Linked DNA regions of Homo sapiens: region 1 is linked to region 2. Evidence: read pairs that join two places in POLR2A ChIA-PET (ENCODE). Cell type or tissue: OCI-LY7. All regions are shown on one strand. Links, peaks and the distances in the headings refer to the core of each region. The heading gives the core; the rest is flanking DNA.

The links. ChIA-PET counts read pairs that join two places held together with the same protein. Peaks named below come from ENCODE experiments on the same cell type or tissue, not always from the same donor. Only the 100,000 strongest peaks of a DNase experiment are listed, where the experiment ranks them.
Region 1: POLR2A ChIA-PET joins it to region 2 with 27 read pairs; 5 of 35 experiments call an interaction of 5 or more read pairs at or near these places.

The regions. Positions count from the first base shown.
Region 1 is chr2:27,111,906-27,116,291 of GRCh38, reverse strand. The region is part of intron 1 of CGREF1 (cell growth regulator with EF-hand domain 1); the gene reads left to right. LOC124907744 (a long non-coding RNA gene) reads right to left here. Exons shown (of 2, transcript XR_007086252.1): 2 at 1-1,668. Among named protein-coding and RNA genes, the nearest start is that of CGREF1, 5.0 kb to the left of the region's middle. In OCI-LY7, for the core only: a CTCF peak has its summit at 2,226; a DNase peak (open chromatin) is centred at 2,371.
Region 2 is chr2:27,248,326-27,252,711 of GRCh38, reverse strand. No RefSeq gene overlaps it. Among named protein-coding and RNA genes, the nearest start is that of SLC30A3, 13 kb to the left of the region's middle. RefSeq lists enhancers at 1,666-2,459, 2,460-3,254 and a silencer at 2,650-2,830. In OCI-LY7, for the core only: a CTCF peak has its summit at 2,381 (motif pointing left); DNase peaks (open chromatin) are centred at 781, 1,451 and 2,341; H3K4me3 peaks cover 2,292 bases; H3K27ac peaks cover 3,361 bases.

The DNA.
Region 1 (4,386 bases), core at 126-4,125, 140 kb after region 2:
GCCTCCTAAAGTGCTGGGATTACAGGTGTAAGCCACCATGCCCGGCCTTTGTTTTTTTTTTTTTTTTTGGTGGCATCTTGCTGTCATCCAGGCTGGAGTGCAGTGGTGTAATTATAGCTCACTGCAGCCTTCAACTCCTGGGCTGAAGTGATCCTCCTGCATCAGCCTCTCAAGTAGCTGGGACCATAGATTTGAGCCACCATGCTGTCTAATTAAAAACAATTTTTGTTTGTTTTTTTTAGAGATGGGGGGGGTCTCATTTTGCTGCCCAGGCTGGTCTCGAACTCCTGGCTTCAAGCAATCCTTTTGCCTTGGCCTGCGAAGTACTGGGATTACAGGCGTGAGCCATTGTACTCAGCCCAATCACTTGCATTTTTGAGGTGGGCTATAACCGAATGCTAAGGTTGTCAGGAGGGCCCAGGACATTCCAGATTGAGGATGGAACAGGTTGGGCAAAAGCACTGAAAAGTGAAAGTGGAAAGTATTTTAGGAGACTCCAATAACTCCTTGGTTTGAAGCAGTGTGCTATCATAATACAGCACTGGAAGATGAGTCAACAGTAACTTGATATCTGATTGTAGAAGGCCTTGAATGCCCAGGTGAAGATTCTGGACTGTAATCGAAATAGGGAGCCACTGAAGGTTCTAGAGCAGTGGAATTCTAGCAAAGGATGATTTATCTGATGTGGGTGTGGAGGGTTCTTTAAGTGGAGAAAATACCAGAGACAGGGATAACACTAAAAGGCTTGTATATTAGTTTGTGCCAGAAGTAATTCATTATTCATTTAATGTTCACTGTAACCCTGTGAGGTAAATATTATCTCCAGTATGTGGATAAGGTAACTGAAGTTTAGTGAGAAAAATTAATTTACCCAAGGTCACAGGGACACTCAGTGGTGGAGCTTGGGTTTAAAAGTAGGTCTGGCTGTTTCCAAAGCTCTGTTTTCTGTCCATTAAACATACTGAAGAGTTAAATATATGAGGGGTACATAGGACCAAGAAGAGGAGAGTGATAGTCATTCACGGGGTAGGACTCAGGACCAGGTGCATAATTTGCAGGGCTCGGTGCAAAAATGATTGAGAGTTTCAAGATAGTGACAACAGAGCATTAGCCTAAGCACAGGGCCCCTCTGAGAGCGGGGAACTTGTGACTTCACAGGACGCACACCCATGAAGCCAGCCCTTACATGGTTGGTTTTCCAATTACTATGGCAGTGTAACAAACCACCTCAAAATGTAATGGCTTAAAAGGATAATGGGCCCAGCATGGTAGCTCATGCCTATAATCCCAGCACTTTGGAAAGCCGAGGCAGGAGGATTGCTTGAGCCTGGGGGTTTCCAATCAGCCTGGGCAACATGTGAGACCCTGTCACACACACACACACACAAAAAGATAACGTTGATGTTGACTTTGCACATGAGTGCAGGCTGTGGAGACAAGCACATTTCTACTGCATTCAGTGTTGGCTGGGGCAGCTCAGAGGCTGGGGGTTAGAATTATCCGGAGCTTGGCTCTCTCCCCTGTCTGGTTGTTGGGCTGGGAAGATTTGAGCTGGAGGCTTCTCAGGCATCTGTTTCTAGGTGGGTTCTCCACACTCTCTCTTCCGTAGGGTGGTTTCGGGGAGACCAGGCTCCTTCCATGGTGGCTCAAGGTTCCAGAGGTGCACATCTGTGTGTCAAGTGAAGGGGAGAACCAGAACCAGGCATAAGCTAGGTCACTTTTATTACTTGGACTTGGAAGTCATGTAAGCACCATTTCAGCAACTCATTAGAAGCCAGTCACTAAGTCCAGATCATATACAAGGGGAGGCGAGTTAGACTCCAAGTTTTGTGGGAAGGAATGTCAAAGAATGTGTAGACAGGTTTTTAAAGCTACCACAGTGGCCTAATGAGTGAGAGGATGAGTGGATCTGAGGGGTGCTTCCCCTTTATGCCTGAACGGCTCCCCCCAGAGTCATCCTTTGGAGTTCACAGACATCCTCCTTTAAAAGGCATCTGAGGGCCGGGTGTGGTGGCTCACACCTATAATCCCAGCACTTTGGGAGGCTGAGGCAGGCGGATCACGAGGTCAAGAGATCGAGACCATCCTGGCCAACATGGTGAAACCCCGTCTCTACTAAAAATACAAAAATTAGCTGGGTGTGGTGGCGTGCACCTGTAGTCCCAGCTACTTGGGAGGCTGAGGCAGGAGAATTGGTTGAACCTGGGAGACGGAGGTTGCAGTGAGCCGAGATCACGCCACTGCACTCCAGCCTGGTGACAGAGCGAGACTCTGTCTCAAAAAAAAAAAAAAAAAAAAAAAGGCACCTGCTAGTATGTAAGAACACGTGAAGGCTGGATGATGAGTTTTGACAGCTCTGAGGGATTTAAATGACTCCAGTGCCTCCTGTCGGCCTGGGTCCTAGCAGTAAACAGATAGGGTGGAGAAAGCAATTTGAGAGGAGCCAGGTGGGAAGGGGGTGTGTGAAGCCACTGTGGGGCCGTGCAGATGAACTCTTGGAAGGAAAAAGGCCTTATTGTAGATCAGGCACTGCACTTTACACATCTTGTCTCATTAATTAAACCCTCACCACAGCCCTGCCAGAGGTGCTCTCGTCAGCCCCGCATTACAGATGGAGAACCTGAAGCACAGAAAAGCCGCACAGCTAGTGGGCTGCGGAGCCCAGATTTGAACACAGGCAGCCTGAGGTCAGGGCCCATACCCCCCAACTTTGGGCCGTACCACCTATTCCATAGCAATTCTGTGTTTTTCTTGCGTTAACATTTGTATCTTTTCCTACTTACATATTTGCAAGCTTTAGGGGGAAAAAGAAAAAGTAATTCGACCTTAAGAGATCAGCTTAGTGATAAGAGAGTGCCTCACATATGGCAGGTGTTCAATAAATATTAAAGAAATGAATATTTATCCTTATTGTACAAACTTATATCTAACTTGCCTTCCCTACGGATGCTTGCCCTCTGGTCTTTGTCATGTGGCAGCTGTTGGTGCTTTCCATGGTATTCTCTGTGGCACCCAGGCCAGGGAGCCAGAACTTCTGGCATTCTCCTGGTCAACTGGCTCTCTCAGCCATTAGGCACCCCTCCTTCCACCTTAGAGACTGGAACCCTCAGCTGACCTCAGCCCCCTTCTTCAAACCAGCAGCACTCTAGATACAAAGAACTGGGAGAGGCAGCCCTCTCTCTGCCCATTCACCCAGACCCTCCTTCAGCTGCTGCTTCCTGACCTCCCAGGCACCCTGTAGGCAGGGCCTTCTCTCTAACCTTCCTGGAAACAAGGCACTCATCTCTGCGGCTCCTGGACCCCATTCAGTACCCATAGGGTTTCTAGGGAGATTTCTGTCTTCTACTTCCTGCTGAGGCCCAGGTGGTGGAACCCCACCCTTCTGGGGACCCGGGAAGCCTCCACACACTAGCGGCAATTCCTTCAGTTCTCTGTCACTTGTCTCCTCGAACGTGATTTGTGGTATATTTCATGACACAGAAGTTTAAACTTTTGATATACTCAAATCTGCTCATTTTTTCCTTTTAAACTTTCTGAGTTGATGTATTATATTTAATGGTTCTATCACATAATATGGTTTGTTCAGCCATTGCCTAAATGTTAGACATTCAGGTTGCTTACATTTGTTTGACTAATATTAATAGCACAGCTATACATATCTTTGTAATTTCTTTTCCATTTATATTCTTTTATGTAATCCCCAAGACGATATTGTTGGGTCAGAGTTTTAGGAAATTAATACACATTTCCAGACTGCTCTCTAAAAACATTTCAGGTTTATAGTTCCAGAAGCAGTAAAGGTTAATACTCACTGATTCAGTTTCCTTAGTGATTGTAAGACTATCAAAGCTTATTTCTTTTTGCATCAGTTTTGCTATTAAGTTTTTCTAGGAAATTGGCCATATCCTCTAAGTTTTCAAATCTCTGCTGTTTCTTTAGTTATGTCCCTATTTTCCTTCTTAATATTGTTTGTGCCTTTTCTATTTGTTCTTTTAGTCTTTGGTTTATTTTTTTCTGAAATGGGGTCTCACTCTGTCACCCAGGCTGGAGTACAGCAGCACAATCACAGCTCACTGCAGTCTCAACCTCCTGGGCTCAAGTCATCCTTCACCTCAGCTTCCCAAGTAGCTAGGACTACAGGCGTGCACCACCACACCCAGCTAATTTTTTAAAATTAATTTTTTGTAGAGATGGGGGTCTCACTATGTTGCCCAAGCTGGCCTCCAACTTCTGGGCTCAAGCAATCCTTCTGCCTCAGCCTCCCAAAGTGCTGGTGAGAGGTGACAGTGTGTGCCCTCGCTCGTTCTCGGCGCCTCCTCGGCCTTGGCGCCCACTCTGGCCGCGCTTGAGGAGCCCTTCAGCCCACCGTTGCACTGTGGGAGCCCC
Region 2 (4,386 bases), core at 186-4,185:
GGGCATGGTGGTGGGCACCTGTAATCCTGGCTACTCGGGAGGTTGAGGCAGGGAGAATCGCTTGAACCCGGAAGGCAGAGGTTGCAGTGAGCTGAGATTGCGCCACTGCACTCCAGCCTGGGCGACAGAGGGAGACTCTGTCTTAAAAAAAAAAAAAAAAATTAGACTCTGTGCTTTGATTTTAGATCTAGTGCTTCAGGCCTTCCCACCATGTTGATAAAATCCCAGCCCAAAGCAAGGACGTTGAGCATTTTCAATAGCCCATGCATATTTCTGTGAGCCTTCCTCATAATAGAAATATCTTTATTATCAGATTATTTTTACTATAAAAGCAATATATACTTGTTTTAAGGGTACAACAAAGGAAAAGTATATAAAGTAGAAAGTGAATGTTTCCCCTGTAATCTTACTTTCCGAGAAAACTGCTAATCCTAGTATGGGGTCAGTATTTCTACATAATAACAAAAATGGGGTCATCTTATAGGTGAGATCGTGTTACCTGTGTTTATGACTCAACCATGCAGCCTAGACTCATCTTTCCATGTCAAGACCATAGATTTCATTCCTTTTTAAAGGTGAGGCTTTTGGACTCATCAGAGGTAGCCCCCTCCCTGATGTCCAGCTGGGAGCCTTAGCCCAGGCTGGGTGAGACGCCACTGCCCACGTCAGGGTGTGGGAGGCTGGCGAAGCGAAGGGCTGGCAGTCCATCACGCCCGGCGGCAAGGCCGCCCCAGCTGCTCGCCATGCTTTGCTGGTTCCTGATACTTTCTCATTTTACGTCTCATTGATTATAGGCCCCAGGTGACAGGATGGGGGTGGGGAAGAGTGAGGAAATCGAGGAGAGGGAAGGAGGGTGGGGAACAGGAGGACTCGATTTTCACCCTATGAAATGCTTTAAGCCACAGCCTGTCCTATCTGTGCGATGCTGGGTCCCTTTGCAGGGGAATGCTCAGGGCAGGTGAATGCCTTCACCAAGCATCCAGTCCATCTTCTGCCCATAGAAGGAGGAGACTCAGGGAGGGAAAAAGACTTCCCCAGGGTCAGCCAGCACATGCCCAGGCTCTCATTCCCACTCCAGGCCCCTTTGAAGCTCTTGCCTAGTTGAGTTTCTCAGCAAATCTTTCCTCAGCCCTTCCAGCAGCCTGCTGCCGCTGGCACTCCCGTCCTGGGGCTCTGGGGTCAGACCCTCTGGTTCTGCTCTGCCTTTACTATTATTCTAGTCACAGTTAACCTCTCTGCGTCTCAGCTTTCTCAATTATAAAATAGTGATTACGTGATATCATGGGTGTGAATGTGCCTGGTATATAGAAGGTGTATATAAGAGTTAGCTTTTGGGTTGAACCCAGGATGCAGGGGAGAGATTTCAGGAGAAGAGAGTGGCCCGGCACCCTGACAGCAGGGACAGGAAGCAGCAATCATTGAGCTTATTTTGTGCAAGGCACTGTGGTGCGGACAGTATCCTGTGCACCTGACAGATGGAGAAGCAGGCTCACCTGCCCATGGTCGTGCAGCTGGTTCCACTCGGTTCTGAGTTCTGGCCCCTGGACGTCCCCAGCCCTCTCTCTATGCCATCCTGCCTTTCCACTCACCTTCGGGCATCGGGAGGATGAGGAGACAGGTCTCTGGAGCATTCTCCCACCTTCACACTGGGCCACCATCCCCGGGAGCCCAGGAAATCCTTATCTGCAGAGCTGCCTGCACTCCCCCATTATCCTCCTATCCTCCTTCTCCACTCGCTTATCCAGAAGTCCCTTTCCCCTGGGTGCCCTTCCTTGATGATAGATGGAGGAGGGAGAGTCGAGGGGAAGGGACTGGGCCTGGGAGGGGTGAGGGGAAGGCAGGGGAGAGCAACGCAGGTGGGGGAGGGCCCATCCCTCAGCCCAGCCCCAGCTCTTTACACAGCTGATTAACTAGGGGAGGGGTGGGCTTTCGGGTCAGAGAGGAACCAGAGAAGAGGGACAGCCAGGAAAGGGGTGAAATGGAGAGTGGAGGGAGAGAGAGGCAGGCCGGGTTTCCCTGCTGAGAGCTGCAGGGCTATTCAAAGGAGAAACTGGAGATCAAAGGGCCAGAATGCAGGGTGCGGACCTGAGAGGCTTCGTGCTGCAGTGACTGGGCGGAGGAGCATGGGCACATGGGCAGGTCCTGCCCTTCTCCCAAGGCTGCCCACCTGGGGGTGGCCCAGGGTGAGTCCTGCACCACGTTTAAGAGGCGAAGGCCAAGGCCCAGGGCCCAGCCGGCAGGGTCAAGAGGAAGCCCGGGTGATAAGCACCACCCTCCAGCAGCCCTCCCGCCCGGTCAGGGCCCCGGTGCAGCCGGCTTAAAGGAGGCATTTGGCCCTCCCGCTTCCTAGAGCCCGGCTGGCTGGGGAGCAGCGCCCCCAACTGGGGCATACGCCACCGCAGCGGCAGAGGCAGCCGGAAGTCTTTGCAGGGAGTCTCAGGACTGGGGTCAGGACGGGAAGACCCTTTTCCCCTCCGCCAGGCAGAGACCCTCACTGTGGAGAACTGTAGTCAGGGTGTTCCTTTTATAGTTGGAGTACTCTTTCTTAACTCTCCAACCTCCCTTCCCCCAACTCTGGCAGTTCCCAGGGCCTCCCTGTCCCTGGCTTAAGTCCCAGGGACACCTCGTCAGTACCTGGTCAGTACCTTCCAAGGGGTGCTTGGAGGGGCAGTTCCCAGGCCCCAACAGGGCAAAGCCTGAGGCCCCAGATGCAGCTGTGTGGGGGCTTTTTCCTTTTTTGAGATGGGGTCTTGCTATGCTGCCCAGGCTAGCCTCAAACTCCTGGGCTCAAGCAATCCTCCTGCCTCGGCTTCCTGAGCAGCTGGGACTCCACGTGTATACCACCACACCCCCAGATGCAGCTGTGATCACCAGCAATCCCATACACAAAGCAGGCCCCGTTTCCTTAACTGGCAAGAGAAAGAACGTGGGGAGAGTGGGTAGGCAGGAAGGCCCGGGTTGCCAGAGCCTGTGCCTCCCTCCTTCAGCCCTGGTCCTAGCCTTTCTCTGCTCTTGCCATTCCCCGTGTGGTACCCCAGACCCCCTCATCTGCTCTCTGGCTACAGCATCCTGGGGACAGGAAGAAGCCCAGACCTGGAGAAGCTCACTCAGAGGACACGACCCAAACAGCCTTAACCTCCGATTCCATTCTTTTGTTTGCTTTGGCTCAACAACGATGGCTATAAATTTTTAAAGGACTGTAGCCAAAAGCCTGGGGAGAAATAGAAGGGAACTGAACCCAGAATATTAAAAAGATAAGAAAGCTTACCAAAATAAGCAGGGTTCAGACCCTACAACAACAAACTTGCTTTTTCCTGACCACGGAGTCTGCCCAAGCATGGCCTCCCTGCTTTCCCCCATCCTGCTGGACCAGGACGTGGTCACACAGGACTGCTGGGAGACACAGTAAAACGGTGAGTGGCCTACTGACGGCACACTCCTTGAAGGAAGGCATGCTCCCCCAGCACTTAGCTCACAGCCAGACACCAAGTACATGCTCAGTATGACTGCTGGTGATGGAAGGAATGGGTGGAAGGATGGTGAACAGATAAATGTCAGGCCAATGCAAAGTCCATAAAATATCTTCTAATCCCCAGCTCCTACCAATGGGCCAACAAGCAGGTTTCATACATGCTGATTCCCGAGGTATAAATCTGTATCTGATGGTAGCATTTGATGGTAGCAATTCAGGTGCTCTCAAGCAGGCAGTCACTTCTATTTCTTTTCTTTTTTTTTTTTTTTTGAGATGGAGTCTCGCTCTGTCGCCCAGGCTGGCGTGCAGTGGCGTGATCTTGGCTCACTGCAAGCTCCGCCTCCCGGATTCACACCATTCTCCTGCCTCAGCCTCCCGAGTAGCTGGGACTACAGGTGCCTGCCACCACACCCGGCTAATTTTTTTTGCATTTTTAGTAGAGATGGGGTTTCACTGTGTTAGCCAGGATGGTCTCGATCTCCTGACCTCGTGATCCGCCCGTCTCGGCCTCCCAAAGTGCTGGGATTACAGGCGTGAGCCACCGCGCCCGGCCAGCTCATTTCTATTTCTTGGGTCCTCCAGGGAGTGCAAGCCCTTCTACGCCCCTGCCCTGGACATGGCTTCCCCCAGCCCCACCACAAATTCAGTGTTTAGCTTCCCCTTGAGTCCTGCTTGTGACTCTATTAATCTCCTGCGGATTCATCACAGCTTCCCTGACCTTCTCTAAAGCCTTTGAGCTCCCAATCTCAACACCCATTTTTTTCCTTGCCACTTGGTAAATGACCTCAGCTTCTAAACCAGTCCCTCAGTAACCTCGTGAAACCTGGTTACCACCACAAAGCATCAGCCTAACAACTATTGTGACAAGGTCCTTGCCTCAAATTTCCTTCTCTTTGGCCTGCTACAGGATTTGA